3 separate regions of the Mus musculus genome follow, and all the other regions are linked to region 1. A link is a loop called in an ENCODE intact Hi-C map of the cell type or tissue named here. Cell type or tissue: heart. All regions are shown on one strand. Each heading gives the region's core, and the rest is flanking DNA. Links, peaks and the distances in the headings are about the cores only.

Region 1 (10,441 bases), core at 778-8,777:
GTGTGTGTGTGTGTGTGTGTGTGTAAAACATCTGCTCTGGAGGGGTTCAGATACACTATGTGGGGAGCACAGCTGTGCTCAGAGCATGGGAAAATACGGTGGGATTCCTCCCTACAGTGGCCAGTCAGTGAGAGTTGTGTGAAGGTAGAACCCCAGAAGGGGTGACCAGAATGTGGCTTCGCTTTTGGTCATCTCAGCTATAACACAGGGCTGGCTAAGGCCTGCTTGGGTCCTGGCATAACCTCTAGAGACTTGATCGGCTTAAAGTGGAGGCTCAGGAGGGTGTGTGGAAATTTAAAAGAGTCTTAGATGTCCCCAACCATTTCCTGCCACTACCATGGCGTATATTCTTGGCTATAGGTTGCCAGCATGCAGAGAGACACTCCTGGCACCTTCACCAGGAGGCAGCCCCACCCAAGCCCCAGCTCCCTGTCCTGTGAACCTGTACTGTCTGGTGCCTGCTGTCCTTCAGGGCTTCCAGGTGAGAGGAGCCTTAAAGAACCGCTGACGATAATTTGGAGCACAGGTCTGTTCCAGCCTCATCTCCAGCACGAGGAGACTTGGACGCTGGGCCCAGCAGCGGTCCCCAACCCCATCTCAGGCTCCAGGGAACTCACGTGAAGCCAGCATCCTCGCCCTCCTGGGCATGGCAGGTCCCCCCATTTCCACATGGGTTGCTGGAACAGCCGTCCAGAGACACCTCACAGTGTCGGCCCTGGAGGAAAAGTTAGCGGTGAGGACTCCAGGGAGAGCCTAGGGGGTTAGCATGATCTAAGACAGAGCCTTCAGCAGCTCTGCTTGTCTGCCACGGGGCTGCCTGCTCCCTCTTTCCTTCACCCATCCACCCAATCACCAATATGACCATCTGTCTACAGGTTGGTTCGCCGGTGATAGGTCCACTCACACATCTGTTCTGAGGCAGGGAGGAAAACAACAGACCCAGCCGTGCCAGGGATGCCTCGCAGCAGAGAGAACTCTGTCCCTCCAGCTGCAGCCTCCACTCACCTTGTAGCCACTGGGGCAGGTACACCTGTATACCTCAAGAGGGTCATTGTGGCAGGTGCCCTGGTTCTGGCATGGGCTGGACAAGCAGGGATCACACTTGGCCTGAACTGCCAGGCTGGGGGGACCTGTGGAAGCAGGGAGAACATTAGCAGAGGAAGGGCACGTGTGTAGGCATGAGGCACTACCCTGAGAGGTCCGGTCCTATGGAGGCATACCCTCCCAGGAGACATGCCTCACTGCCAGTCTGTGACGGTTGTGCTATATCTCCCAGCCCAGTCCAGCTTTCCAGCTGCAGAGCCCACTTTACTAAAGGGTCACTGGAAGCCCCTGACTCACATACAGCTGTGAGAACCGTATGAACAGGTAGGCAGGGCTCAGAAGGTGGAAACTGTACACAGTGGTAGGGTCACCCTAAGAGGCAGAGAGTAGCAAAACCATGACTGTTCACTGTCCCTGATTCTGCCTTTCACACCCTCAGAAGCAGACACTCCAGCCTGCAGCCTGCTCAGCAGAGAGGGCACTGTGAGCCCGGGCTTGGCTCTGCAGGGAGCCTATAGGGGGGTGGATCTACATGCCTTGAGGTTCTTTCTCTTGGAGTCTAAAGAGAAGAGAATCTTCTGTTACCTCTAAGCTACACAGGCTCTCCTCCAGACCTCAATCACTGGCGAGAATAGGGTAGCCTAGCAGCAATGGTACCTGGGTGCCAACCATGAGGGACACAAACGTTTTGTAAGAATGAATAGGAAAACCTGGCCACTCAACTCAGGCTCCCTGCTGAAGGCTCCTTCTAGAAGAGGTAACATATCAGTAACATATCAAGACATGCGCTTGAGTGGGAAAGCAAAAACAAAACCAAGACAAAACAAAAAAAAAATGTTTTCCACAGGACAGAGGCTGCTGGCGGGATTTCCAGGCACAGATGTGTCGTCGGTTTCTTAGCCCAGTACTGGTACGTGAGTGAACTCAGTGATCATGCATCGGCCCTTCCCTCATGTCTGTGTACCTTTCTGTTGTCATATTTCGGTTTAAAAGTACATAAAAAAAAATACAACTCAGCTCCACTCTGCCAACTAGCAAATGCCATGCACCTATTAGCATAGATCGGCTTGCTCCTAGGAGCTGCCACATTGTGGGCCCTTGGAACTATTACAGCTGTGACAGCTTCCTGCACACAGGGTGGCCTGGGCCACCTCATTAACCTACAGCTGTCAGTTTCATTTCCGATGGCAGTCTCTGAGCTTGCAGAGGGCAAGGGCCATGCCCTGGGGTCCCTAGGGTCCTCCCCTAACTCCCCCTGCAAACAAAGCTGAGCCCAGGCAGCCACTCCGCCACCTGTCTTTGCTTCACAGGGTTCTGTAGGGCCTCGGGGGAGCCTGATCTGCCAACCAGTCTGTCAATCAGTCCCTGAACAAGTATTTGTAGATGCTGGAGGCAGAGATCCTCAGCACGGGCCACCGGTCACACCCTGATTCTCTGTGCTACAAATGTCCAGAAAGCACCAGCTGGTCTCTCAGTCCCACCAGGGACAGAGGGGGCTTCAGCTGTTTGTCCGGCACAGTGCTTACCTTCAGGGAAGTCTGGGTGCCTGTATTGCCAGGAGCCTGGGAGCTTCAAAACTGCTGTTTTGATTTTTCTTACATAACCACAGGGAAGAATCTAAGCCTTCAAGGCCTGGGATTTTCCGCCTAGCTGTTTGTATGTCGGACATCAAGATGGAAGACAGCCATTCTAATCAGAAGAGTCTCAAGTATATCATCTGACTCACCTAGCAGCGGGACCCAAGGACCCGGGAGTTTCTGGAAGACCCCACCGGGGCTAGGCAAATCCTGGGGTCCCTGGCACCCACCACCCCTTCTCTCATGCCCCTGGGCTCACCTTGGCATTCAAACTTCTTGGCAGGTGTGGTGAGTAACAGTTTGCCCTCCATCTCTGGGGGTCCAGCACAGCGGGCAATGCCAGGTTCCTTGTAGCCAGTCTTCACCCAACTGGAGAGCCACCGGAGGCGGCAGTCGCAGTACAGGGGGTTGGCACCAATGGCCCTGGGACAGGCAACAGAGAAAAGCAGGCATTCCAGTTTCGGAAGCTTTTATGTCACTGAGGACGCAGGTCCCAGGTCACCCCCAAGCTCCATTTTAAACCCTTGCTGTGCCTCGTCACGAAGACAGACTTGGGGAGACTGAGTAACCAGCTTAGAGCAAAGGAAGGGGGAGATTTAGGTTCGAAACCATGCTGCCAAGGCCAGAAGCTCTATATTCAAGAGCCTCCACAGGCACTGGGGAGAGGGTAGCCAGCATCTACCCCTGACCAGAAATGGCCTCTGCTTCTGCCGTTACACATCCAGTGCTGTCATTAATCCCACATGCAAGCTTCTTCGTGAAATTTGAAGACGTGGAATTGAGCATCTCGTAGAATATGTAATTTCCCTGGGGCCACACAGCGGCAAAGAGCAGCCTCTGGGTCTAAGCCCTGAACTGCCTGACCTGGCAGCCCATCCACTTTTGTTTTCACTCTCATTTTCAGCTAAGCAAAGACCACGTGCACACACATTCTTACTTGCAAGCCTCGTTCAAACGCCACAGGTTGCTTTGAATGCTAAGTGTCTTGGAAACATGTGAGCAACCGAGCGCGCGCGCACACACACACACACACTTGTTTGTTTATTTACTTATTTATTTTGGTTGGTTTGGCTTTGTTCTTTGGAGAAAGGTTTTCACTATGTAGCCTTGGCTGGCCTGAAACTTGGCTATGTAGAATCTGCCTGCTCCTGCCTCCTGAGCGCAGAGATTAAAATCGGCACTACCTCAGGGTTTTGTTTTGTTTTGTTTTGTTTTGTTTTGTTTTGTTTTGTTTTGTTTTAAAGGACATATTCCAGTGTTACTGCTGGGAATGCAAACTGGTATAACTCTAATTACAGATGTCTTAGATCCAGAAATAGTTTCTGGAAGTTTCTCTCTACAGATGCATATACAGACATGTGAGATGGTGTGGTTTGTCAAAGAAAGCCTGGTGCTCCGGTCTGAATGCTCCTAGAATGCATGTTGAGACTCTTCACCAGGCAAGTGCTGAAAGGTGGCCTTTAAAACAGGTTGCGGTCAGGAGGGCACTGTGCTTACTCCCCCAGAAGTGGGCCAACTGGCAGGAGTGGATGTCTGGTGCCTCATGGCCATGTATCCATGTCATGTGACTTCTCAGTCCTGCCTCTGCCATGTTGTCACACGTGTGCCTGGACTTCCAGTCTGCAGAAGCAGGGTTGAAATAAACTCTTCTCACAGTCATTTTTCCAGTCTGTAGCTGCAGACAAGGAACTCGGACCTGGAAACTGCAGCTGTCCATCATCAAGCAACTGCTTAAACTATGCCATGTTCACAGTAATGCAAGTCTCCTCCACGGAAGGGTACAGGAGGCACAGTTGCCAAACTCCTGTGTGTGGCCTTCTAGCCCTGCCCCACACAGACACATATGGTTTCTATCTACCGTGCATGACATACAAGCAGCTTGCTTTCTTGTCGGCAGACAGCAGGGCTTGGAAACCTTCCAGGTTGGCATATAGGAATCTGCCTCATTTTGCCAAAGTGCTTTGCAGCATCTCTGAGAAGAATAGACACCCTGTGGTTTAATGAGCAGCTTCCCTGTTGTTGGACAGTCCAGCCGTTGAGACAGCTGTGAACACTCTTTTACCCATGGCTTTGAGAAGTGTGAGCCTCCCTCTAGAACAGATGCTTATCAAGGGAACCCAGATGACAAGAATGGATGTCACATGGCTGGGCTGCCCCAGCAGGCTGTGTCAGCTTCCATGGGCCAGCATCCATAGTCAAGCCCTCGCCCTCGCATCTACACCTATCTGAGTACTGCCAGCTGCCCAGCCCTGTACCAATGCTATGGCAAGCTCGGAATCATTCTCCATTCTCAGGAGAGGCATAAAGACAGGATGTGAGTGTAATGGCAAGAAGGGCTAGAGAGTTCTTCCTGTCAATAAACAGATCTGCGCCTGCAGCACCATCAGTATCAACCGATTTTAAAACCCCAAGGTTGTGTGAGGTTAGCAAGAAGGGAGAGGTGTGTTCATCGGGTCACCGGATACCCAGCTGCCCCCCACCTGTTCTGGACTGCAGAGGAAGTGAACCCCAAGACAGGTACAGCCCGGTCGATGTGGCTATGGTTCTGGACAGGAATCTCCCAAAATAGCACAGCTGACGCCATGTGATCTTATAAAACAGGCCGAGCAAGACTTGGACCCCAGCCTACCACAGCTGCTCCCTGCCCGGGTGACCTTGGGCATTCTCCCTTAACATCTCCGGGGCTCACTTTACGATTCAATAAAGAGCCTGCGATCAAGAGGGGAAGAGAGGCAGGCGCTGATAACCCAGAATGGGTGCCGAGGGAATCAGTGCAGCTCGAAGAAGGAGGGCAGGTGCAACCTTGATGTGTATTTAATTTTCTCTCCTCGTGTGCTGACAGCATCCATCCTGGTTAATGGGCCGAGCAAGACACCATCCCCTTCCCACATCAGTACCAGCCCTGACACAGAGGACGGTCGGAGGCAAACTTCAATGTGTAAAAACAGACTTCTTAAGACTACAGGAGGTATATATTACAGTGTATATATTACAGATCTAATGGTCTATTTGAAATACTTACATTTGCCGTATTATTTTTCAAATTACTAAAAAGTACAGTAGATCATAACCATGACATTAAAAAGCTGAACATAGAACTTTAGTGAACTCTAGTGGGTAGAAGTCAACCACGAACAGGGTCTTGATAGAAAAAGTGCTCGAAGCACCTGAGGTCATCTGGAACTTGGGGCCCTTGACGTGACTCAGAGCTTCAAAGACATGCCACAAACATCAACAGAGCCGCACCTGGGATCTCAATGTCCCTTCCCAGTTCATTCCCCAAAACCACAGGGCCGAAGTCTCCTACAAGCCACTCAAGCGTCCTGGCTTATCCCACATGCAGTTATTTGTTTCTGTCCTGAGCAGAGGTCAGCCCCTCACTCACCATTTTAAGCTTCCACTTGCCCAAGGCTGGGTCTTCCCAGTTGAGAACCACCTGTCCCCCCTCTGGTAGTTTCTACCGCTCTCTTTCTCCTGGGAACCATCTTGTCCAACAGAAGCCAATGTGAACCACAACTTATATGTTTTTCTCTTCCTCTCTCTCTCTCTCTCTCTCTCTCTCTCTCTCTCTCTCTCTCTCTGTCTGTCTCTCCCTCCCTCTCCCCTCCCTCCCTTCCTTTTTCCTCTTTTCTCCTCTCTCTCTCTCTCTCTGTCTCTCCCTCCCTCTCCACTCCCTCCCTTCCTTTTTCCTCTTTTCTCCTCTCTCTCTCTCTCTCTCTCTCTCTCTCTCTCTGTTTTTGTTTGTTGTTTTATTTGAGATAGGGTTTCTCTGTATAGCTCTGGCTGTCCTGGAACCCACTCTGTAGACCAGGCTGGCCTCGAACACAGAAATCTACCTGCTTCTGCCTCCTGAGTTCTAGGATTAAAGGCACACTGCACCATGCCTGGCATAACTTACTTATACATTTTAATCAAAAGTTTTAAAAAGAAATAAAATCAGAAGGCTAAGGTAGGAAGACCAGAGATGTCAGGTCAGTCTAGCTATGTAGTATGATCCAGTCTCGGAATATTTACTAATTCGTTAACCTTTTTAAAAAGTAAAGACAACTGAGAGTTTATCCGGAAGTGGAGAATGGGTAGGACCCAGGGAGACATAGCTGGGGAGGGCAGCAGCCAGGCTCTCTTCCAGTCCAAAGGACTGTGGGTTGGGAACACACTCTGGCGTCCGGCAAGATTATAAATAGCCCCGTGTTGTTGGTCATTAGTATAACTCGGGCGCACTGAAACATTAGCTGTGTGGTCTGCTTATGCCTGCTCTATTAATGGAGCCTAGCCTGAAACAGCCTCTCCTGTCTGCGGTCAGAATAATTCTCAAGCTGTAAAACCCTCTACCTGCCCAACCCATTCATGCGTTTCTATGTGTGTGGAACTGTCTTCATCCCCTGCACCCAGAGGCTGCAAAAGCGGTGCCCTGAAACAGGAGCCATTAATTCCAGAGCTGGACCAGACACTAGCCACCCAAACCACTCGCTGTGTCAGTCAGCATTAACTGAGTCAGGCCTGCCAAGCACACGGGAAGGGCACAAGCCTTCAGCACAAAGGAATGCCGGAAGAAAACTATCATCCATCCTAAAATAGAATCAACTTCAGTTGAGTATATTCCCTTCCAGCCTGCCTGCTTCTCTCCTCCCTTCCTCCCTTCCTTCCTTCCTTCCTTCCTTCCTTCCTTCCTTCCTTCCTTCCTTCCTTCCTTCCCTCCTTCCTACCCTCCCTCCTTCCTATTTCTTCTTACCTCCTTCCTCCCTCCTTCCCTCCTTCCTTCCTTTCGTCCATTGACAAGCTCCCGTTAAGTAGCCTATAACTTGCCATCTTCTCAGTCCTGGGAGCACAGGCATATACATGGCCCCATCAATTTTTATGTTCATATTTGTATCACATTAATTATTCTGCATGTCATTGAATACAGATTACGGTGCCATACAGTCATTAACTACTCACTGTTTTATCATATGGGCGTGGCAAGATGTAATGAATCATTTCTACTGAATTTTCACGCCCACTTCTCAATGAACATTGAGAAATTAAGCTTTCTAGTCTGTAGCAGAATAAAGGCAGCAAAATGCAGGATTGTAGCAATGAAAGGACAGTGTTGGCAAGCTGTGGCACGAGCCATGACAGACACGTAGCCTTTTGGCGTTGGACTGCAGGTTAGACACCTGAGCTGGCATATGTCTTCTGATGGATACATGGGAGATGCTGTAGTTTGTACCCTGGCCTCGCCTCTTCCTTTCTTCCCAACTATCATGGGGTCAAAAACTTCATCATCCACATGTTCCCAACATGATGTGCAACCTTACCACAGGCCCAAAGCAATATAGCTCCCCAACTATGGTCTGAATTCTCTGAGGCTGTGAGGCAAAAATGAAGTTGATTGTCTCAGGTATGTTGCTATGGTAATAGAGAGCTGACTAACATTAGCGGATGGTAGGCTAATGGACAAATGACCTTAACTGATTTCTTATGAAATAGATCTGGCCTCGGGCTTGATAGCACTTTTTCTCCCAAAGACAGCTATAGGATCAAAGTTAGTTATGACAGCTTTAGGTTTGCTCGTTTAGGACATGTGCTGTCTGACCCTGGAAAGGAAAGTGGGGGACAGCGTTGAACTCATTGGCACAGGAAAAGACTTCCTGAACAGAACGCCATTAGTTCAGGCACCAAGATCAACAATTAACAAGTGGGACCTGAAAAGCTTCTCTAAGGCAAACGATACCATCATCCCGACAAAGCGGCAACCCACAGAACGGGAAAAGAATTTCCCCAGCTACACATCTGATAGAGGGCTAATATGCAGAATATAAGAACTAAAACAAACCAACCCAATTAAAAAATGGAGTGCAGCTCTAAACAGAATGCTCAATAGAGGAATTGCAAATGGCTGAGAAACACTTAAAGAAATGTTAAACATCCTGAGTCAGCAGGGAAATGCAAATCAAAACGACCCTGAGATTCCATCTTACACCTGTCAGAGTGGCTGAGATCAATAAAACAACTGACAGCTCATCTTGGCGAGGATGTGGGGCAAGGGGAGCACGGCTGGTGGGAACGCAAACTTGTACAGCCGCCGTGAAATCAATATGGCAGTTCCTCAAGAAGCTGGGAATCGATCTACCTCAAGATCCAGCTAACCCACTCCTGGGCATATGCTCGAAGGACCCCGCATCCTACCACAAGGACACTCGCTCAACTATGTCCGTGGCTGCTCTATTCAGCCAGAAATGGAAGCAACCTAGATGTCCCTCAACAGATGAAAGAATTAGGGATTTGTATGTAGTACATTTACACAGTGACGTACTACTCAGCCATTTAAAAAGAATGAAATAAAATCAGGAAATTCACGGGGAAATGGGTGGAACTAGAAAAAAAAAATCATTCTGAGTGAGGTAACCCAGACCCAGAAAGACAAACCTGGTATGTGTTCTCTTATGTGTGGCTATTAGCTGTTCCATCAATGAGAAACAGACTACAATTCATAGAACCGCAGAGGTTAGGGGTAGTGTGGGGACTAGGAGGGGACAGATAGATGTCCCTAGGAGATGTAAATAGAATATGTAGTTATGGATGGGGGACAGGGACTGGAACAGGAGGATAAAGTTGGGATAGGGAATTAAAATGGGACTAGGAGAGAATCCAGGAGAGGCAGCTACAATTAAGGAACATTTGAGAGGTCATAAGGAAACCTAACATAGACGAAGCTCCCTAAAATATATACATATATGAAGGCAATGTCTGTTTTAAGATCACTCTCACTTTACAGATTAAAATATGGGAAAGGTGATTCTCAGAACCAGGGACATCTAAGATGGTTGAGGGGACACTGAGAAAAACTTGGGATACCAAGGTTCTCTGATCTAAGTATGCCCACCCACTCATGCCCTGGAAGTGGAGCGGGCTCAGAGGTAAAGAGCCAAAGCCGCCCATTCACAGTCCATGTGCATGCCACAGCCAACGCTACCAGGAAACGCCAGGAAGATGCCTTTTCTGCACTCACCCAATCTCTAGGGTGAGGACAACCCTCCTCAGCCCCAGGCTTATCTATTCCTTCATTGTTTTATATATAATACATAAAAATACACTCTTGGTCACTTTTTAACACATTCGGTGTGCAAGTCAGAAATGCTAACTGTATTCCCATCCCCAGGTGACCATCTCCATTACTCATTTCCAAAGTGTTTGCATCACTTCAAACTCTGTACTTTGAGACATTAATTCCCTTTTTGTTCGTGTGTGGTGTGCCTATGATTGTTTGTATACACATCTGTGTGTGCATGTGCATCTGGAGGCCAGAGGACACCCTTGTGTGTTGTTTTTCAGGTCCCCATGCTTTTCCTTTGAGGCAGGGTCTCTCACCGGCCTGGAATTCACCAAGCAGGCAAGGCTGGTCAGCTGGTCAGTGAGCCCCAGGGATCTGCTTGTGTCTGCCTCTCGGCTATAGGATTACAAGTACATCCTACCCTGCCCAGCTTTTTATGTGAGTTCTGGGGTGTCAAACTGTGGTCCTCAGGCTTGCAAGGCTAACACTTTACTGACTGAGCCATCTTCCCAACCGTATGCTTTTAAAGACTCACCACCACGGCACTGCAAGCTGTAGGGCTTGCGAAGCAATTCTATGCGATTCTATCTCTTTGGGAGACATACTTCTGGTGCTCGTCCCCGTGGTGTGAGATGAGACAGGTGATATGAGGATGGTATGAAGCATGGGCAGTGGGGTAGGAGCCACCCCCTCACCAGCCAGGCAGCTTCAAGCAAATGTCTCCCTTCCTTTCCCTAGCCTTAGTTCCTTATGTGTAAAACAAGGAGACATTGCCCATGTTGTGGGA
Region 2 (10,441 bases), core at 995-8,994, 300 kb before region 1:
ACAAACCTCTCCTTGGAATACGGGCCTCCAAAGACACAAATATGTTCATTTGTGATGAAAAGAATAGGTTTAAAATATATGGTTCAAAATGACACACTACAGTATGGCTTATTACATCAAAAAATGGGTACAGAAAAAATAGAGAACAAACAAATTATGATTTGTTCAAACAATGAAAGATTATGTAGCAGCTAAAAAAAGAGAGAATGTCCTAGAGATACATCTACCAACAAACTTATATTTCCAACACATAGTAAGTGCTGAAGTTAGATACAAGTGAATACATATAGTAATAGCTACACAGACTTGGAGAGCTATAGCACAGTGCTACAAGCTACCTATGAATTAATAAATGTGCAGACAGCACAAAAGTGCTGTCGAATTCCTGACAGTGGTTACCTTTGAGGAAGGAGCAAGAATGACTGGCTCCAGCCAGCCAGCAGAGGACTGTACCCAGGATCACAATACTTAGCCTTTTAACTCGCGTGTGTATGTGTTTGTGTGTGTGTGTGTGTGTGTGTGTGTGTGTGTGTGTGTGTTTTACTAAAGTTCCTGATAGATCAAATGAATCAGAGACCTTAATTCCAGCAGAGGCAGGCAGAGCTCTGTGAGTTTAAGGTTAGCCTGGCCTATGTATAGAGATAACAAAAAAGAATCCAAATATTCACGATCATATTTTAATTACTATGTTACCTTTAGGAGGCAAAGTGAAAGTTTACTTTTATATTTTCACAAATATACAGTATATGAATCATACACACACACACCACACATACATATGTGTATACACACACACACACACACACACACACACACACATACAATCACACATTGTTGCAAGGAGATATAGGCAAGACTCAGTGGTTTTCTAGGATAAGCAGTGGAGAAAGTTAGCCCACTGATCTCTTTTTGTATTTTAAGGAATTCTTCTGCCTATTTAAAATAAATGAATGAATATTATGATGCTGTCTATGCTAACATAGGATCTCTCAAATAATAATAATTCCATAACCCCAGTCCAATCATAGGAAACACGGCACATCCAAATTGAGAGTTTACAAAGTTATCAACAAGCAAAGGTCTTCTTCAAGAGAATTGGGACTGAGAAAGCATGAGAACCAGCCCTAACTGGAAGGGACAGAGGGACAATCTGTGGGTCACAACAGCTGTTGTGACTGTGAAAGAAAAGAGGATGGATGGTGGGAAATGGAGAAACCTGAACAAGATGCTAATGTTAGACAATGAGGGGCAAGAAATGCATGGACTTCGGTATTCTTCAGTTTTTCTCTTAAAAACAAAAATAGCACAAGGGCATTTTCTTCCCAGTGCCAAGTAGCAAGCCCAGGGGCTTGCATATAATAGCAAAGTGCTCACCACTAAGCTAGGTGCTCATCACTAAGCTGGGTGCCCACCACTAAGCTGGGTGCTCACTACTAAGCTGGGTGCTCACCACTAAGCTGGGTGCTCACCACTAAGCTGGGTGCTCACCACTAAGCTGGGTGCTCACCACTAAGCTGAGTACTCATCACTAAGCTGACTGCTCATCACTAAGCTGGGTGCTCACCACTAGCTAGAACACAAGCTCCAAAAAAAAAAAAAATTCCTTGTAAGGAGAGGAATAAATGAGCAGAAAGGTGACTTCAGCAGCAAAAACAAGCAAGCATGACACACGGAGAGGACCCTCTGCTGAGCCCACTCTGTCCTCCTTTGCTATCGAGATAAGCACTTTCTGATGGGTGGCAGAGCAGGCATATGTAGATAGAATGATGGAGGTAGGAATAAAAAAATCAAATTTGTTTTACTTTATAGTCTTTATACTATATAGTATATTTATGGTGTTTTCATTAATCCTTAAGAGTCTGACATTGGAAGAAGAAAAACTAGGCTTTGCCAAATGGAAGTTTGGGTATCAGATCACAGTGCATAAACCTGTCTTGATTCTTCCACTCCTTCCTTCCTTTGCTTGAACTGACATCATACCGGCAACCCAATACCAACTAGTCTTTTATGGGCTTCTACCCTGGTTCTCAACCTGTGGGTCACGACCCCCTTGGGGTTATTGCATAGTAAACAGCTTACATATCAGATATTTACATTATGATTTGCAAACATAGCAAAATAACAGTTATAAAATAGCAATAAAATAATTTTATGGTTGGGGGTCGGCACAACATGAGGAACTGCATTAAGGAGCTGCAGCGTCAGAAAAGTTGAAACCGCTGCTCCAGAGCATTCACACCCACAAGATGACTTGGCTTGACACAGGTCCGCGTCTCAGAGGCAAGAAAGCATATCTGAACTCGGCAGTCATGGTTCTAGGAAATGAGAACTACATCAGGCAGAGGCAGGAACTACCCTGGGGAAAGGTTGTACCCACAAAAGCACACTTCTTATCACGTCTCCAGAGGTGCAGCTTCCAGGACCCCCATAACCAACACGCCAGAGTCATCGCTCCCCAGAGAGACTCAGAACGCGGGTCCTTAGCAGGTTTTCACAGCTGCGTACAGCTCCTCCCACATCCAGATATGTGACCAATCAGGGGTCATTCTCATCCTAGGTAATGTTGCCTAGAAACATGGTTGACATTTGGCTCTTATCGGGTTACCAGGGTAACAAAGCCAGGAAGTCAAACAAAGGTCAAATTCTCATGCAGAAAGGGAAATGAAAAGTGTTTCTATTAATTTTGCCCATCGTTATCCCGGGTCCGCTCATTTCAATCCATTCTGCTTCTCTTTTCCTGACTATAAAATGGTGGTGGCGACGGCACAGCTCAGTAGGTCTGTCGCGAGTGTCACATGAGAAGCCTTCCCAGAGCACAGCACAGTGTCCGCAAATACGAAGGGCTGGATGAACGCTCTCTATTATTTTTGTTATTAAATCCTATACCCAGCAAAGAAAATTTCAAAATAGAAGACTCTATTTACATGTTAAGAATTTCTAAGGGGTTTGGTATGCAGCTCACTAGCAAACAGCTTGCCTAATGTGCATTAAACTGATTTTATTATTTTATTTCCAGTACCACAAAAACATTTTTTTCATGGCATTAAGAACTGAACTTAGGAAAAAAATTGACACTATAGCTTATATATCCTTATGGGGCATATAGCGATAACTTTTTTAAGACTTATTTTTATTATCTTGGTTGCAAGCCTTATTAACAGCTGAGCCATCTCTTCTATTTTTATTTGCTAAGGTTTATTTTTTAAGTTTATTTTTATTTATTATTGTTATTATTATTATCATTATTATTACTGGCATGTGTGTATGCATGCGTGTGTGTGTGTGTGTGTGTGTGTGTGTGTGTGTGTGTGTGTGTGTGATGTGTGGATAAGTGCCACAAGGGCCAGAAGAGGACATTAGATCTCCTAGACCTGGAGTTACAGGAAGTTGTGAGCTGAGTGACATAAATGCTGAGAACTGAACACAGAACCTTTGAAAGAGCCACAAGGGCTCTTAACACTTGAGCCATCTTGTCTTTTCTTTGGTGGTTGTGGTTTTAGGTTTCACGTAGCCTGGGCTGACCTTGAACTTATTATGCAGCAGATAACCTTGAACATCTGGTCTTCCAGCCCCATCTCCCAAGGGCTGGAATTACACCACTCTCGGCTCACACAATGCTAATTTGATGTATGTTTACCGTGAAGATCGGGTTAGTTAACAATTCCATATCTTCAAACAGTTATCATGTTTTTGCTTGAAAGTCTCTGAACTTCTTTTAGTTCTCTATAAATATATAATAAACATTTATGAACTGTAGGCACCTTACTGACCAGAGAGCAGAATTTGTGTCATTCCCAACCAAGTGGATACAAGTGGCAAGATTCTTTTTTTTTTTTTTTTTTTGGTTTTTCCGAGACAGGGTTTCTCTGTGTAGCCCTGGCTGTCCTGGAACTCACTCTGTAGACCAGGCTGGCCTCGAATTCAGAAATCCGCCTGCCTCTGCCTCCTGAGTGCTGGGATTAAAGGTGTGCGCCACCACACCCGGCTTTTTGTTGATTTTTTTTTTAAATTTTTATCACAGCCACTCTAACTGGACTGAAATGCTACCTCACCGTGGTTTCAATTTGCATTTCCCTGGTGAGTCACGTTGAACATTTTCATATATTTGCTGGCAATTTGCATATTTCTAAAAAGAAAAGTCTAAAGTCTATATTAATTTCTGATCAGTTTCGGGTTTGTTTTTTTGTTATCTGAATTGTTCATATGTTTTAAACACCATTTTTTTTCCCTTTGGATACAGGGTCTCTGTGTCTGGCCTGGAGCTCACTATGCAGACTGGGTTGCCCTTGAACTCACAGATATCCACCTGCCTCTGCCTCCTAAATGCTGAAACTAGAGGTGTGGAACACCACACCTGGGTCTAACGTTTTCAAAGATTTTATTTCTGTCTATGTGTCTTTGTGTCTTGGGGAGCTCGCACATGTGCGAGCTCCAGAAGAGGCGATGGGCTCCCCAGAGCTGGAATCACAGAAGGTCGTGAGCCACCTGTGGGTGTTGACAACCAAACTGAGGTCCTCTGAAGGACCAGTGTTCTTACCCACAGAGAGCTTCTCCAGCCCCCTGGACACTAAACTTCTATCAGATGAGCATTCACCCCCATTCTGTGGATTTTTCTCTTTAATCTTGTTCTTCTTTGCTCTATAGAAAGTCCTCAATTTGATATAATCCCATTTGTCTATTCTTGCCTCTTGCCTCTTTTTATTGAAATGCTGGGTATTGAACCTAGGGCCTCACACACGCTGGGCACTAGAAAATACCACTGAGCTACTTCCTACCTCATATTCGTCTTTTTTTCTTTTTTCTTTTTAAGAATAAGTTGGCTTTCATGCATGCCTTCTGCCTTCAACATGAGTTTGAGAATGTGTTTCTCACAATATTTGAATTCTCATCCATGATCTCAAACATTATATTTTCAATTTCCTCATTGAGACACACAGTTTTCTTATAGTTAAGTATACTTAAGGCTTGAGTAAGGTCTAAATACAACATGCCAGTCCTTACAACAGGATCACGCGTGGAAATCTGACTTGGTTTGCCAAACATTTTCTTTGTTAAGATTCCAGGACACCCAAATGTCCTCTTTTCTAGAGGGCTGGATAGCGCCCGCTAGGTGGCGCTATCCAGCCCATGCTGGCCCCATTCTGTGCATTGGTAGAGGCTGTTCTTAGGAAGGAAGCCTAAAGTCAGAGGCTATGAAGAGTCAGTAACTAGACAGCGAGATGAAGCAAGGGCTTGGGGAAGAGATGAAGGAAGTGTACAGCTCCAGGACAAGGCAGTAAAGGCCAGGAGCCAGCCAAAAGTCTGCATTCAGGGGACAAAGCAAAGTCAGAGAAAGGCAGCAGCTGAGAAACCCAGTAAACAACAGAGGCTTGGGAGACTGTCTACTGGGCATCAAGACAGAGGCACTGGAAACGGCCTCTGGCATCTTGAAGACTTACGTTTAAATGCTGCCTCTGACTCCTACTAGTTCTAAGTCCTTGGGCAGGTTCCTTGAAATAGGTAAGCTTCAGTGTTCCATCTGCAAAGCGGGGATAAACCGCAGGGCGCCTGCCTCATAGGACGGCTGAGAGAGATGACTAAGACAATGTTGATGAAAGCACTGAACCAGTGCGAGATACCGAATTCCTAGTTGTCCTGATTATTCTGAGGCAGCTTCGTTCTGAGGCTACGGAGACAAATACCACTAACGTGACACGAATCCTACACTTCTGTGGTTCAGAAGCCAAAGCGGGTTCTGATGGCCAAAATTAAGGTTTTCTCCTCTATGGAAAACTCAGCATAGATTTCATCTCTTTTCCTGGGTCCGGGGTTGTCTACATACCTGGGCACCAGGCCCTAATCCTGTTTTCAAAGGCAGCAATGCCAGCTTTTCTCACTGTGCCATCCATCTCTTCTATCCTCTGGTTCCCTCTTTTACTCTTAAGGACATCCGTAGTTATACCAGACTCACACAGAGAAGCCAGGCTAGTCTCCGTATCGCAAGGGCAGCTGGCTAGCAAGCCTAATTTTGCCTGTAAGCCTGAGTTCCCTCTGCACATGTCAATAAAACACGGCCACACACTGGGAGCACTACTCTGTCTCCAAGGCTGCTGTGAATTTCTTCCTATGTTGGGCTGGAGAGGGGGCTGGGATTGTGACGCACTGAAGGAAGTCCCTTGTGCTTGCACAGACCGGGCAACCTTGCCTCCAAGGACATCGGCTTTTGCCACCAGTGTCTGGATGTGTATACCCTTTAAGTGGAGGTCCGGAAAAATATTTTCTGTCCTTTCCCATTCAAAACATGGAGGTTGTCCTTTGACTTAATGAAACATAGAAATCTGAAACCTGTTGCATCCAGAAGCCAGGTAGACAACAAGTAGCACCGGAGTGACCAAAAACCGCAGGGAGTTCTGTGGGCAAAGGGATTTGCTGAAGCAGACACGGGGGGTTGGGTAAAGCAGAAGAAGAATACATCCTTGCATTCCAGGATGTTCAAGGTTTTGTGATTCAGACTCCGAACACTTCACCTTCACCACTTGTCAGCTAAAAATAACCTGAAATGCGTCGGAAAAGTGCAAAGTTCTTTTCATCTCAGCAGAAGAAAAACAACAACAAGAAGAAAGCAACACAGGTCGCAGTCTCCTCCTGGAAGAGCCACTGCAGGCTCACAACAGATGCTGGGGGGTTGATCTTGAAGGATCCGTTTCTGGGATGCAAGAAGCTCGCATTCAAGGTGGCAAAACATCCCAGCTGGCACTCAATTAAGGAACGAATCAACGGTGTCACAAATTCCAAAAGAAACCTGTGAGATTCACCTCTCAGGACAGAACTTTGGTGTAGATGGCTTAGCTGGAGAGGACACTCACTCCATCCAGATGACATGCCAGTACCATATAAAGCCAGGAAAACACCAGGGACTAAAGGACTATTCCAGAAAAGCTCTCCAACCCTAAAAACCAACAAGAGCCCTCTTCTACCCTCCAGGAAGTATCTTTTGTGGCCAAACAAGAAGTCTTGGTGCAGGAGGCACACAGTAGGACCTAAGATAACCTGGAGCTTTTCTGGTCCCAACTACACCCGAATAGGTTAGGGTGACTGATGACATCAACGTAAAAGCCTAACTTTTCACATATGGATGGAGAAGTAATGGGAAGGAGAGACACACAGGAGAGAAGAACAATCTGAAATCAGAGGGGTGGGGAGTGATGTCTGGCATTAGCAACGAGGAAAATGGGGCAGAAATGCCCAGGTGAAAAGGTGGGGCAAGGTCTAGCCTGTGACTTTACACATGGTGGGCAAAGCAGCCCTGTCATGCAGGAGCAGATCTACAGAATTTGGGGTCCATGGGACATAGACTCTGGGAAGCAGGGATCATGACAATTTATTCACTGGCTGTTTATCGCCTGGCACCATGTCCCTTACACACAGGACAGATCTGATAAGGATTTAATAAAGATTCGTTGAATGAATGAATGAATGAATGAATGAATGAATAGGTTAAAAAAAACTTACAAAGAATAAGCATGTGCTATGGTAGAGTTTGGGCTTTGTGAAGGAGTCTAGGCATTGCTCAGGCAGAGAAAAAAGGCAATTTAGGCAGAAGAACTAGCATAATGTATACTGATATGAAATAAATGGCAGCCTGGAGAAGCCAGGGAGCTATGACCCCACCCTGGCGTCTGCACTCGGCAGTACCTAATCGATATCTCACTACATCTGCCACCTCCCCCCAAAAACCAAGAGTATTGCATTAGAATGTGGACAAGCTAATCTGCACTTGGACTTCCACAAAGTCTGGGATGACATCTCATTTTCTAGCACCTCTATTGGCTGAGCACAGCCTATGCACAGTACTGGGCTGGGTGCTGGGGAATGACAGGAAGCTGTAAGTCATTCTTATGGAAGCCAGGGGCTCAGAATCAGAGAGACATATAATTAATGACAGCCCAAGGTCATTATTTATGCGCAGTGCCCAAAGAGGGACATGGCTGGTAGGCTGTTGTGGGTCCAAAGCAGGGTGAGGCTGGCTGTTGGTGGTAGAGAATTTTATCTCATTAACTAACCCTACAACATCTAATCCAGTGTTTTCACCAAGCAGGGAGAGGTCAGGAAGCACCCAGTGTCCTGACCTGACCCCTAGATGGTACAGATCTGACCTGGTACCCAGAACTAATGCCTCTGTTGTAGTTCCAAGCTCTGCTCAACAGAATCTTCTCAAACGGGTCACCAAGGGGATGTCTGAGCCTCTGCAGCTGCAGGAAGGGAAGATTTCTGGACAAAAATAATGTCGATGGGGTATGGGACATGTCTCCAAAGCCCACCCATAACTGGACAATTTTGCCTAGAGTGAGACCTGCAGTGTTGGCTGCAAGGTCTTTCACAGCGTCCAGCTGTGCCCCCCGGCTCAGATGGAACCTGGCTCTTAGCAGGGACTGTAAAATCAGAGAGCTCGTGCAAAAGAAACCACAAAGTAGAGTTGACCTGCCACAAGACCACGGTTACTACTAGGGAATTGCTGAGGGAAGCCAGTAAGATGGTTGTGGCCAAGGCAGTGCGCACTGCCACTTGCAAACCTCGGCTGGGGCAGATCCCAGAAAGGTCAGGGGTCAAAAGAAAAGTTTTATTCTAGACAACAGAAAGCCACTCTAGGATTGCAGCGACACCTGTGAGTTAGAAGTTCCTAGCAGCGTGATGCTGTACCTTATGCCACGTAGACAAAGGTGAGACTCTGAGATGTGTAAGTAAGCAAAGCTATAACGCAGCAGCGGGTTACCCTGGAAACAGACTGGACAAGGGCCTCCAGGCACTAGCTCCCCAGGTTTCCAGAGCAGAGGCATTGATTGGGTGATGCTGACAAAAGAAAAGAAAGACTCCCATCACAGGACGTGAGGACCATAACCCATCCTCAAAGGCAAGGATGGAGGCACAACAAGCAAGCATGTTAGGGGCAGGTGCCTCGATTTTTATCCAGTGATTGAGCTGTTTTATCTTAAACAAAGACAGTTCTTACACAGCGAAGGTGTGCAAGTGGATGGTTTGAAACTCCAGATCAGAAGCAGCAAAACGGAAGACCTGGAGGCAGAGACACACAGTCACCGCCTGGTGGCAGCATATCTAAGCTAAAGACTGAGAGTGTGAAAGGGTGTGTGTGTGGTGGTGGTGGGGGGGGGGGTGTGCACTAAGGGTGTGTGACAACACGTTGGTGGAGGTGGGGGCTGTTGCTCAGGGAGCTAAGGGAGTGGAACAGAGCCATAATCCCCAGGTCAGACCTCCAGTTTTTCCTCTTAGCTCCCCTTCATTAAACACTGAGAGCTCCTCTGTGACCTTCCTACACAGTGGTTGTCTGAGGCTCCCTTTGGGGAAGAACTCATTTTTCCCAACGCTAATCAATAAAAGGACATATTTGTCCCAACAACAGTCACGGGCTCATACTAAAGCCTCCGGTGAACCAATAGTCTGAGTAAGTGGTGAGTGACTTTCCCTAAAACACTGATTTTAAGCCTCTAAGAGTTACCATTAGGAATGACAATAAAGGTGTGCATTGACACACCTGGCTATTCAGACATACAGAAGCAGCTCCCGAGGCATGTCCGCCCCAAGGGCAGCAAACACAACCCCAGAAGGACAGGTTAGGGGGTCCTTTACCCTACTGTGGTGGCAGACAGACTTTCCTCTAGGACCTGAAGACTCAGATTCCTGAGCCAGTTTTCTCCTGATAGACTTAGGGATGTCACTAACTCTTGGACCATGTAGTTTACTCCCTGTAAAGCAGAGGCTCGTGTGGTTTGGTTCTGTGGTTGCTGGGTTCGACCTGGGGAATAATCCCTTCTCTGCTGGTCCAGAAGGATGGCCAGGTAAGACCGAACAGATAAGAGCAGCCATCCCACTTCTGGGGAAGGCAAATGTGTGGGCATCACCATGTTAGCGCAGCATCTGAGATGGGTCTGCTTGCCCTCTGTCCTGCTTCTTCTAGAACGAAACTGTCATCTCACCCGGGCAGTCACTGTGGGTGAAATGAGTGAATCTTCCCAGGCCCGAGTGGCTGCATCTTCTGAACCAGCAGGGAAGAGATCAAGGGAGGAGATCATTCCTGGGTTAGACCCAGTAACCACAGACACAGAAACAACCCAGAGCACGCCAACTGTCAGAAACTTCAGAGATTATATGATCTGGCAAACTAAAACTGTCATCACTTCATTCTCTACCCAAACAGTAGCTGTGCCCTACAACCTACAGCCTGCCTCTTTCCCGGTAACCTCCGTGGGTCTGTGACATCCAGACCCTCCTGACCCTGAGCGACTTTACAGGTTGCCTTCCAGTCACAACGAGTCTGGTCCCATAGCATCCCCTGAAGCACTAGTGAGCATGGGAGCCCTTTGGGAGGCCTGCAATACGATGGGGAAAATTCATATTTTGGAGGAGGGGGAACAGCATGCATGAAGACTGTCAACAGACACTGTCA
Region 3 (10,441 bases), core at 1,080-9,079, 520 kb before region 1:
TTCCCACCCAAACCAAGTTGCTCCCTGGAGTGCAGGCTCGCTCACATGAACAGCAACAGCAGTAATAACAAAAATGCCCAACATACACTGAGTAGTTACCACAGAACGGGTCCCTGACACTTCTTAAATGATATTGTCATCTAAGTAATTCCTACTCAAGCTTACAAGAGCATACCTGTACCCCAGTTTACATGCAAAGAAACAGGCTGAGGCAGCTCACATGCCTTGTCACTCAGCAAGAGGCAGATTATGACCCAAAGGTCTGGGCACACACTGTCCTCTGTGTGTGGAGAGGTAAGGGCAGGGCAGTGATTGAGGCTGTGCCTCAGCTGTCTCAGGCCTCCTCAGGATGCTGGAGGGGGAAATGAACGGGAATTGGGAAAGCCCTTGGGAGAGTGTCTAGCCCCTAGCCCCCACCCCCCACCCCAGGAAGTGTCAGCTGCTATAATTACAATCACACGTGACCTCCAGTGTTGGCTCTCATCTTGTGATTCCCGAGGCTCTGGCTGTGTGGACTTTTCCATGGCCCCCTGCCTTCTGCAGCAAATGAGGTTCTGTCTCCACTCCATCCTCTCCCTGCTTTTATCCCACCCTATATGTGCCTTGGGGGCTATGGGTGTCACCTTGAGAGTACTCGGTACTCTCTTGCCACTCTAGTTGTGGTGTCCTAGGACAGTTCATACTGTAGCTTCATCCTTGTATTTCATGGGGACAACCAAGACCTCAACCAGAACTCTTAGGTGCAAATTGACTGTCACAGCCCAGTACAGGCCTCTCCTCCTTTTTCTTCCTCCTCCTCCCCTTCCTCCTCTTCCTCCTCTTCCTTCCTCCTCCTCTTCTTCCTCCCCTTCCTCCTCTTCTTCCTCTTCCTTCCTCCTCCTCCCTCTCCCTCCTTCCCTTCCTCCTCTTCTTCCTCTTCCTTCTTCCTCCTCCCTCTCCTCCTCTTTCTCCTCCTCTTCTTCTTCCTTCTCATCTTTCTCCTCCTTCCTCCTCCCTCCTCCTCTTCTTCCTCCTCTTCCTCTTTCTCTGCCTTCCTCCTTCTCCTTCCTCCTCCTCCCTCTCCTCTTTTCCTCCTCTTTCTCTTCCTCTTCCTTCTTCCTCCTCCCTCACCCTCCTCCCCTTCCTCCTCTTCTTCCTCTTCCTTCTTCCTCCTCCCTCTCCCTCCTCCCCTTCCTCCTCTTCTTCCTCTTCCTTCTTCCTCCTCCCTCTCCTCCTCTTTCTCCTCCTCTTCTTCTTCCTTCTCTCTTTCTCCTCCTTCCTCCTCCCTCCTCCTCTTCTTCCTCCTCTTCTTCTTTCTCTGCCTTCCTCCTTCTCCTTCCTCCTCCTCCCTCTCCTCTTTTCCTCCTCTTTCTCTTCCTCTTCCTTCTTCCTCCTCCCTCACCCTCCTCCCCTTCCTCCTCTTCTTCCTCTTCCTTCTTCCTCCTCCCTCACCCTCCTCCCCTTCCTCCTCTTCTTCCTCTTCCTTTTTCCTCCTCCCTCACCCTCCTCCCCTTCCTCCTCTTCTTCCTCCTCCCTCTCCCTCCTCCCCTTCCTCCTCTTCCTCTTCCTTCTTCCTCCTCCCTCTCCTCCTCTTCTTCCTTCTCATCTTTCTCCTCCTTCCTCCTCCTTCTCCTCCTCTCTTTCTTCCTCTTCTTCCTCTTCCTCCTCCTTTCCTAGGTCCTCTTGCTAACATCCATGTGTCCTTACTACCCTCACATATAGCTTCTCTGCCTCTGAGTTCTGTGTGCAAACATGGAACTGTACCCCTCATCAGGGCCTTGCACCTCTTCCTCTGAGGAGATTCCCAACCCTCTCAGCTCCATCCTGCCTGGTATGGTTTGACCACACGGCATTTGTAGGCCTCCTTGCTCAGAACCTACAGAGGGCTTTCCGTCCTGGTCCACTGGACCTCAAGCTTCAGCCATTATTCGTGGTTCACTATAACCAAGGCTGCCTGACCTGGCCCACCAGTCACCTCCCCAGACAGGCATGGATCCTGCCAGTCTGGTTTTATCTCAGTCTTTGTGAACACTGAGACCCCCCCCAATCCAAGTTCATGACGTCCCCTCTTATCCAGACCTTGGTTACTTTCTTCCGAGTCATACTAGTTGCACCCCAGCCCTTCAGGTCTGGCCCAGACAACACACATTGGGCAGGGAGCTTTTTCTCACTGCCTTAGGCCCCCTCTCCTCCAAATACCGGCCCTTGTCAAGCAAGCCGGACCTAAGCTGGGTCTTAACAGGACGTTGTCTTTCTAGTCTTCCCAAGCAGGAAGAAGCTTATGCAATGCTGGGTGCTATCCAGGTGGCCTCTGAGCTCAGGTCAGTGTTATGCCCATAACACAAAACAGAGCTTGCTCAGAGAGAGACTGCCTGACTCAAAAGTCAGAGACGGAACTCTGAGTACCTGTAAAACAACAAATAATAGACCTGCTTCAATGCTGAGCACTGAGACAGAGATCCAAACACATCACCCAACAGTTCAGATGTCAGTGGGATGTCAGTGGGATGTGACCAACAGGCCCCACGGCGTACTTTGTGGTGTCCTTGAATGCTGATTCCTGGCTCATAGAACTTAGAGTAAAATTCTTTGTTTTAAGCTGCACTTGATGTATGACAACCTGTTGGGGTATCCCCAGCAGATGAACCGGGCTACGGTATAAAGACCGCTAACAGGATGCAGGATGGAGAGGAAGTTGGAAAAGGAGGAGAGGAGGCTGCAGGAACCCAGGGTCCAGGAGCCTTACGGGCCTCTGCAGGCCCGCCCCACCTGCCTGAGAAGAAGTGAGCCCTGAAGCCTCGCTTGGAGACGGTGTTGTCAGACTTGAATTCCACTCGCATGTTGTTGCTCTGCGATGTGATGACCTCCGGGGTCTCGGAGCCACAGAATTTGCCGTGAAGCTTGGCATCTGGGGACAGGCCACTGCGCACCTCTACGAAGTCATACTTACAGACCTGTGAAGGAACAGGGACCAGGGCAGTATGCTGCCCCTCAGTTACTCCATCTGTGTATCTCAGGAGCACTGATGTCACCTCCCCCCACCCTCTTTGTGCCCTCTTGCCACCATAGTTGTGGTATCCTCTGACTTTTGGATTGTAGCTTCACCCTTGTATTTCACGGTGACAGCTAAGACTCCATCCAGAGCTGTTAGAATACAAACCAGTGGCCACAGCTCAGTACAGTCCTCTCCTCTCCCTCCTCCCTCCCTAAGTCCTCCTGCTGGTTTTCATAGGATCCATTGTATTTTATAATTCTGTGAGACACACCTCCTCCACCCCAAAACCACACCCTTCCCTGTGGGCAAATGGGCTCAGTCAGATGTGGAGCTCCATTCCTCTGCATTGTCGCTATGCTGGTGAGTGCCAGAGGGTGACAGGGACTTTGGCTTTCCAGCTGAAGCTCTGTGAGGTCCCACTGCCTGGCAGCATAAGACAGGACCCCTGCTTGTTTCTCTACTCGTTAATCTTGTGGGCAACCATAAGGCATTGACTTCAGCAGTAGGCCCCTGCTGTTAGGAGGTGGCCAAAGAGGAGACAGCATGGGAGGAAATGTCTTCAAACTCTGGCCACCATCCAACTCTACCCTAGTCTCATGCACACAAACCAATGCTCAGAAGATGGAGGACGTAGTCTGAAGTCACCTGGCTCAGCAGCGGTAGAGCTGGGACTAGAGCCTACATTACCTCAGGTGCCTAGAATTCACCTTGAAAACGACCTAAATGATGAATGTCTGCTCAGTTACTTTCCAATATCTAGTTTTTTCTCTCAAGTACTCACTTTGAACCTTGATTAGCTCCAGAGCCTTCCGTGCACTGGCTTTCCCCCCCGCTTTGTGTTTGTTTTATGTTTACAGATGTGTTTTATTTTTAGTTATAGATGTGTGTGTGTGGATGTGCACGTATGCGTGCAGGTGGCCGTGGAGGTCAGAAGAGTTATGCGCAGTTGTGAGCTACCCAGTGAGGTGCTTAAAATTCAACTCGGGTCCTCTGTAAGAGCAGTGCTTCCTCTTAACTGTTCAGCCATCTCTTGAGCCTCCTGGATCAGGATTTTTGGTGTGGACATCTCTCTTGGTAACCTAAAGGACTGATGGAGTGGGAAAGGGCTAGGCTACTGCTGTTGTTAAAGTGACAGTCCCAGCTGGGCTGTGGCAGGGATACACAGAGAAGTACATGTAGCCCCAGGGGCTCATACTATCCCCCGGTGCAGGCATGGGATGTTCCAGTCACCAGTCTGCTGTGGGCCACCGTGTAATCCTTCTCTAACTTGATTATTCATAGCCACTTCCAAGAGAAAGGAACAGACTGGTTATCGTATCCTTGTCTGCTACTGGCCCTCAGAGCCTTTATCCCCCTCAGCTGGACACCAGCCAGCTCCCAGCTCCTCACACTGGAGTTTAGATCTGTCCTGACTGCTCTGCCCCCAGTTCTTGCTCCTTTACTCTTGACCCCATCTTCCTTGGACTCAGTGAAAAGAGCACACAGTGAAACTGTTGTGAAAACCTGCTCCCTTTTCCACAACCTCCAATTTTGCCTAGTCTGCGCCCCCAGGTCTCCACCAGAGGTGGCAACTTCACCCAGGCCACCTTGATGCCCAAAGAGCCTGTTCTAGCTCTGAGTCACATCTCAGTACAGCCACATCAGAGTCACAAACACAGCCACAACACAGTCACAAACACAGCCACATCAGTCACGGGGCTGAGACCTACGTCATTGCCTTCCAGCTCAAAGGCTTCGAACTGCAGTGAGATGCGGTACTGCACGGGAGCCACCACCTGCCAGACACAGTTCTTGTTGGTGGGATACTCCTTCGGCCATCCAGGGCTGGTGATGGTGCCGTTTAGCTTGGTAATGAAGCCACCACAGGCCACTGCATGGAGGGAAACATTTTAGATTCATCTGTTTTTGGTTCCAGGTGACTGCAATTTCCCCCCGAGCATCAGGAAGACCTGCTGTCCTCTAGTAATCGGGAAGAAGTTAGATTGTCTGAACTGACTCATTCCGTTTTTCTAGTTGAACAGTTTTCACTGAGGCTTTGGAGGAACGAGCTGGGGACATGTCTACTGTTTTTTGGTTTTTTTGTTTTGTTTTGTTTTGTTTTGTTTTTAAGTGATGACAGCACATTTGACCTGTCACACAGTAACACAGTCTGGGTCTCCACAGGTCTTGGACCAAAGGAGAGTTAGAGATGTCTGCGTCAAGCTCCTCACTGTGCCTGGCTTGTGTGAGCCTTCATGTAGGTGGGTAGGTGGGCTGAACCCAGGCCGTGTGGGAAAGGCTATCAATGGAGTCACGCCAGAGTGATCATAGCTCCTGGTGGTCTTGCCATGACAACCACATGAATGGTACACACCCACAGCAGGCAGCAAGCTGCAGCCTCTGTCCCACATCTTCAAGGGTGGCTGAAATCTGTTATGTTTCTGATTGTCCCCACTTGTTTCCATTGTTATTCCATAGCCAGCCACCTGCCCATCTCTGTCCTCACTTCTCCTAAAACTTGTCTCCCAGTCCCTGGCATTTCAACCTAACAGGTCCAACACCAACCTTCACATGTCTTCTTGTCGGCAGCCAGTTCGTAGCCAGGGTCACAGGCACACGTGTAGCTGCCGAGTGTGTTTACACAGCGCTGCTCACATCCACCATGGTCTGGCCAGGAGCACTCATCCACCTCTGTGGGGAGGGAAGGTGACAGGTCTAAATTGTCACCAAGATGTACAGTCCATTTCCTCCCTTCCATATCCTAGGGCTCTAGGTACATTCCTCTATGACAAAAGCTACTCCTAGTAGTTACCTCCTAAAAAACTCCCTTGTCAACACTCAACAGTCATACACAGCTACAGTCAAAGGTGGGATCCTGCTCACATAAGCAGGGCATCTAGTTATCCAGGATAGAAAGGGCCTGGCCTGGAGAACAGAATTAAGCAAGGTATATATGACTGGCTTTATAAATCTCACCAGGTTCCACACCAGGGGCTTCATGGAAATGCCCTGGAACTTCTTAGAGGCACTTATTAAAGGATGTTAATAGAAGGATGCATTTATAGATGAAGATGTACCGGTATCCTAGACAGAACTAGAAGTCAGCTGTGAAGCATTTTTTAAAATAGAAATTTATAAGGTGCCACAGAAAACACTGGCCTCTCGAGGTAGCCACTATTCCTGGGAGAAATTGTTGGGTAGGCAGGGAGGAGGCTTGGGAGTGGGTAGCCTGAGACATTCAGGACAAGCAGACGTCTAGTAGTGTGCTCAGGGCATTAAACAGAAGAGAAGGATGCTATGAGCTCTGACCATGGTCAGAACACAGGAGTCACTGGAGAATCCCTCAAGAGAAGTTAGCTCCCAAGCCATTGAAGTAAGGGAAGTCCTTAGCATTGCCCATCTCTAAGATGACTATTAGAAATAGCAGGAAAACCATTCCCTTGTCAGGCTATGGTATGTCAGTCCATGAGAGCACACAGGGTGTGCTCTGCCTCTGCCAGAGGAGTCTAATGAAGAGACCATTCAACATAATTAAAAATGCAAAGTGGGCGGGACAGGAAGGGGGCTGCCGATCCGTGGCCCCAAGGGAAGTAGAGGCAAGGAAGCATGAAGCTGTTGGGCGGACCTTGAAAGAATGAACTCCAAGAAACGAAAGAATTCAAAGTGACTAGGAGTTGGGAATAACCTGAAAAGACAGCCAACCCTACCACCATGGACAGGATCTCTTTAAGGGTGGCTTCTCAGACCCTTGCCTACTTTTTCTCAGAGGTTTCCTTGGGTTGTCTCGCTCCTCAAACTCTCAGCTCATTGGTCCTCCATGAATGTAATGCCCTCTCTACTATTTTTTCCCTCTCTGCTTCCCTCTTCCAACTCAAACGAACCAACTTCTAGCCTTCCTCCTTGTCTGTTCAGCACACACTCCTTATCAGCTTGATCGCCCTTCTCCAGTGAGAGGATAGCTTGTCCATACCCCAGTGTTTCACTCAGTGGAGAGCACACAGAGTAACCATGAGTGTCAGGTGTTCTTGGGCTCAACAATGACTGAAATGAGTTGGTCAGTGGGTGCCAAAAGATGCTCTAGGCAGGGAGGTGAAATTGTCTGTGGCCATTAATAAATGTAGTAGTAACCATGTTGAAACAGTGTTCAAAGCAACTATTTACTCATTGTACTGAAATATGCAAAGCACTTTCTTAGGCATCTAGACATTTTTCAGAAATTTTGGAGTAAGGGAAATATATAGGATAATATGGAGCAGTAGAAAGAGATCAGGATTCTGGGCAAGTTGGGTCAGGTTGGGCCAACCAATACAATCCAATCATATAGACTTGGATGATGGTTATTTGGCTTCTCTGAGCCTTCCTCTACTTTTAAAAACAACAAGAGCGGTGTTGGCTTTTGTGGCGATTGAAAATTATGCGCATGAAGGACTGGTATATTGTCGATGTGCAGGGCTGCATTTCAGACAACTCTGGTGCAGTTTCTGCACCTCCAGGAGTTGGAAAGACAATGATGGGAAGGGTAGAAGGAGAGACAGCCTGGGCAAAAGGGCAGAGGAGGTGAGGAGGTGAGGAGAGGGGCAGGGGCAGAGGCAGGTGAAGAGAGGGGCGGCAAGGATGGCTCAGTGAAGAAGGAATGGGCAGATGAGAGGGGCACAGCAGGTCTAAGAAGTGGACCAGAGAGCAGAGGAAACTTAGGAAAGATTCCATGAGAAAGGACAAAGATAAATAAAGACCCAAGAGGAAGGGAGGGGAGGCCCTGATGCCCGGAGCTGGGATGGTTGTGGGCAGGGCACAGAGGCAAGAAAGAGGGCATCACCATTTCTCAGCCTAGTTATTGCCAGATGGAGGGGGAGAAGCTAGAGAAAGCAGAGAAAGCTCCACTCTTGCAGAGACAAAGGGATATGCTAGCCAGGGAGCTGGAGAAAAGCCTCAAGGGCAGTGGGCTGTGTTGCTGTCAGTGGCCCTGTGCCATTGATGATAAGTGGCAGGCAAGCGGGCGCCATTCTTGCCAGGGTCTGATTGGCTACGTGGCCTCCACAGTGCCACCTGTGCCAAGCCCACTGGCTCATGATCATTCCAAGCTGGGTACGCTTTCTAAGGAGCTCTGGGATCATGCAGGTAGAATGGGCCGGAACCAGAGCTTAGCCGGGTATAACCACGGCTCTGGCTTCTTTCCATCCTCTAGGTACACTGGAAAAGAAGGAGCCATTCTGTGGCTCAGACGTGAGACCTGGAAAAGATCTTAAAGGAATTTCAGAGCGTTAAGGGAAGTTAGAGCACACCCCAAGGCTTTGAAGAAAGCCTCCCTCCCCAGCATCCCCTATGGTCCCTCTGCACTGGAATGATAGTGTGTAGGGATTCAAGATGGTTGTCACGCCCCTTGGACCAGCCAAGCCTTGAATGCCACCAACCTTTCTTGAAATCAGCAGAAGTGTAAGGCTCTGCCTGCTGCCTAGCCAATTGGCTCGAAGAGGGGCTGCCATCTGGCACTAGGGGATCAGTGCTGAGGCCAGCTGGCACCCCGGCCAGTGTTACAGGCCAGCTGGGCCCCAGGCGAAGGCTGTTGCCAACTGGCATGAAGGCACAAGGTTCTCTGGCTCACCCCAGCTCTGCCACAGGCTTTGTGGTTATGCTTCCAGTTCCCTCCTTCTGGCAAAGACACATGAGCCAGATACTGCGATCTGAGGCATCCTACCGTGGCCTCGATGGTCGGAGGAAACCAGGTGTTAAGATTTTCACTCCTTCTGCATGCCACGAAAGGGAAGAACAGTTTTTTTTTGTTTTGTTTTGTTTTTTTTTGTTTTTTTTTTTTTTTGGTTTTTTTTTTTTTTGGTTTTTCAAGACAGGGTTTCTCTGTATAGCCCTGGCTGTCCTGGAACTCACTTTGTAGACCAGGCTGGCCTCGAACTCAGAAATCCACCTGCCTCTGCCTCCCGAGTGCTGGGATTAAAGGCGTGCGCCATCACTGCCCGGCTAAACAGTAATAATCCCACGTCTCACGTGGAGCCCAAAATAAAGCATCTCCGAGCCATCGTTTCTTTGGAACTTCACAGTGCAACACACTTTCTTCTTTCTGTTCTACAAGGGGAAACTGAGGCTTTGGTAAGGACGTGAGGCTGCCTAGCAGGGTGGTTTGTCTGGAAGTCAGTTCTCCTGATGTCAACCCTTCAAGGGAAACCTAGGAAAAGTACCTAAGAAGAGGTGGGGCCAGGCACAGTGGCTCACATCTGTAATCCCAGCATTCAGAAGCTGAGGTGTCAGAATACTCACGAGTCCCAGTGAGGTGCAGGCAAGCCTGAACTACAGTATGACATCCTCCCTCAAAAGATAAAATAATAAAACAAAAAGGAGGTCCAAGGAAGATAGGGGTGGGAGAAGACAGGAAGGATTGGGATTCTTGTCTATCACAGCCAGGAGATGTGGGAGAGGAGGGAAGGGAAGGAGCAGTCTCCCTGATGTGGATATGGGAGGCTGGACATCAAGTGGTACCACAATAAAGAGGCCACACAGAAGGAGCTGCAAGGACCCCCTATCTCTACCAAGGGCTGGTGGCATGTTCCTGGGGACCCAGCCACAGTGTACCAGGCCTAGGGAATACTCCTGTGTCCTTAAGGGTGGTGTGCATCCTTTGAGGGTCCTGAATGGCCTTTTTGAGAAACCATGAAAGCCCCTCCTTATGCTGGATCGCCTCTGTGGCCTGGGTCTGGTTCCATCCAGGATATTTCTCCTCTTTCTGTCCTCACACCTCAGTCTCTTGGGCACCAGCACTCGGGATGGGAGACAACACCTTTGGAGTGCAAGACCTGGGATGCTTCTCTGGCTCACACCTAGGGTGTCAGGCAAGGCTGTAGAGGGTCTGGGGTCTGGGGTCAGACAAGGTTTAGATGCTTAATCTGCCACTCATGTCTAAGAGTGACCCTGAGCCACCTTTCTCAATGCTGGTCAATAATCCAAACCTAAGTGACAGGGTTATCACAGGAACAAAATGATGTCAGGTAAAGCAAGTGGCTTCCACAGGCCCTGGGATGCAATGAGCTCAGTTAATGAGGCTGCCTGGCATGTGTTATTATTAAATCAGGGTTTCACTACGTATACTTAGACCCAGTAAAATCACTAGGCTTTGAAGACTGGCTTCAGTAGGTAAAGTGTTTGCTGTGTAAGTCTGAGGACCTGAGTTCAAATCCCCAGCACCCACATAAATGCCAGGTGTGCATGGCAGGCTGATTGTAATTCTAACATCAGAAGGAGCCTTGAAGCAACCTGACTTAGCTAGGTTAGCCAAAATGAGAGACCTTGTGTCAATAGATAAGGTAGAAAGTGTTTGAGAGAGACTCCTAAGGTCACCCTCAGGCCTTCACATGCACATTCGCATACGTGCGCATGCACGCACACACCCACCCTTCGAAAGAATCACCAATAGCTTCTTTGCAGAAGCCGACTGGAGCCTGATTCTCACAGGGACGAGCCCCACAGGGAGGGCTCTATCAG

What was found. Peaks named below come from ENCODE experiments on the same cell type or tissue, not always from the same donor. Only the 100,000 strongest peaks of a DNase experiment are listed, where the experiment ranks them.
Region 2: it touches region 1 in a loop (2.6-fold over the local background); 13 of 42 quality-filtered maps call a loop at or near these places.
Region 3: a loop joins it to region 1, with 5 times the contacts of the local background. A loop is called at or near these places in 2 of 42 quality-filtered maps.

Annotation. Positions count from the first base shown.
Region 1 is chr19:41,613,785-41,624,225 of GRCm38, forward strand. Slit1 (slit guidance ligand 1) reads right to left here. Exons shown (of 37, transcript NM_015748.3): 26 at 2,881-3,044; 27 at 1,006-1,130; 28 at 618-715. Among named protein-coding and RNA genes, the nearest start is that of Gm52407, 15 kb to the left of the region's middle. In heart, for the core only: no CTCF peak of the experiment used is centred there; DNase peaks (open chromatin) are centred at 2,270 and 5,197; H3K27ac peaks cover 1,125 bases; H3K27me3 peaks cover 859 bases.
Region 2 is chr19:41,308,746-41,319,186 of GRCm38, forward strand. All of the region lies in intron 8 of Pik3ap1 (phosphoinositide-3-kinase adaptor protein 1), which reads right to left. Among named protein-coding and RNA genes, the nearest start is that of Gm52406, 31 kb to the left of the region's middle. In heart, for the core only: a CTCF peak has its summit at 5,078 (motif pointing right); a DNase peak (open chromatin) is centred at 2,456; H3K4me3 peaks cover 937 bases; H3K27ac peaks cover 221 bases.
Region 3 is chr19:41,093,101-41,103,541 of GRCm38, forward strand. Tll2 (tolloid-like 2) reads right to left here. Exons shown (of 21, transcript NM_011904.4): 14 at 5,519-5,644; 15 at 4,684-4,844; 16 at 2,753-2,933. Among named protein-coding and RNA genes, the nearest start is that of Opalin, 21 kb to the left of the region's middle. In heart, for the core only: no CTCF peak of the experiment used is centred there; a DNase peak (open chromatin) is centred at 8,481; H3K27me3 peaks cover 800 bases.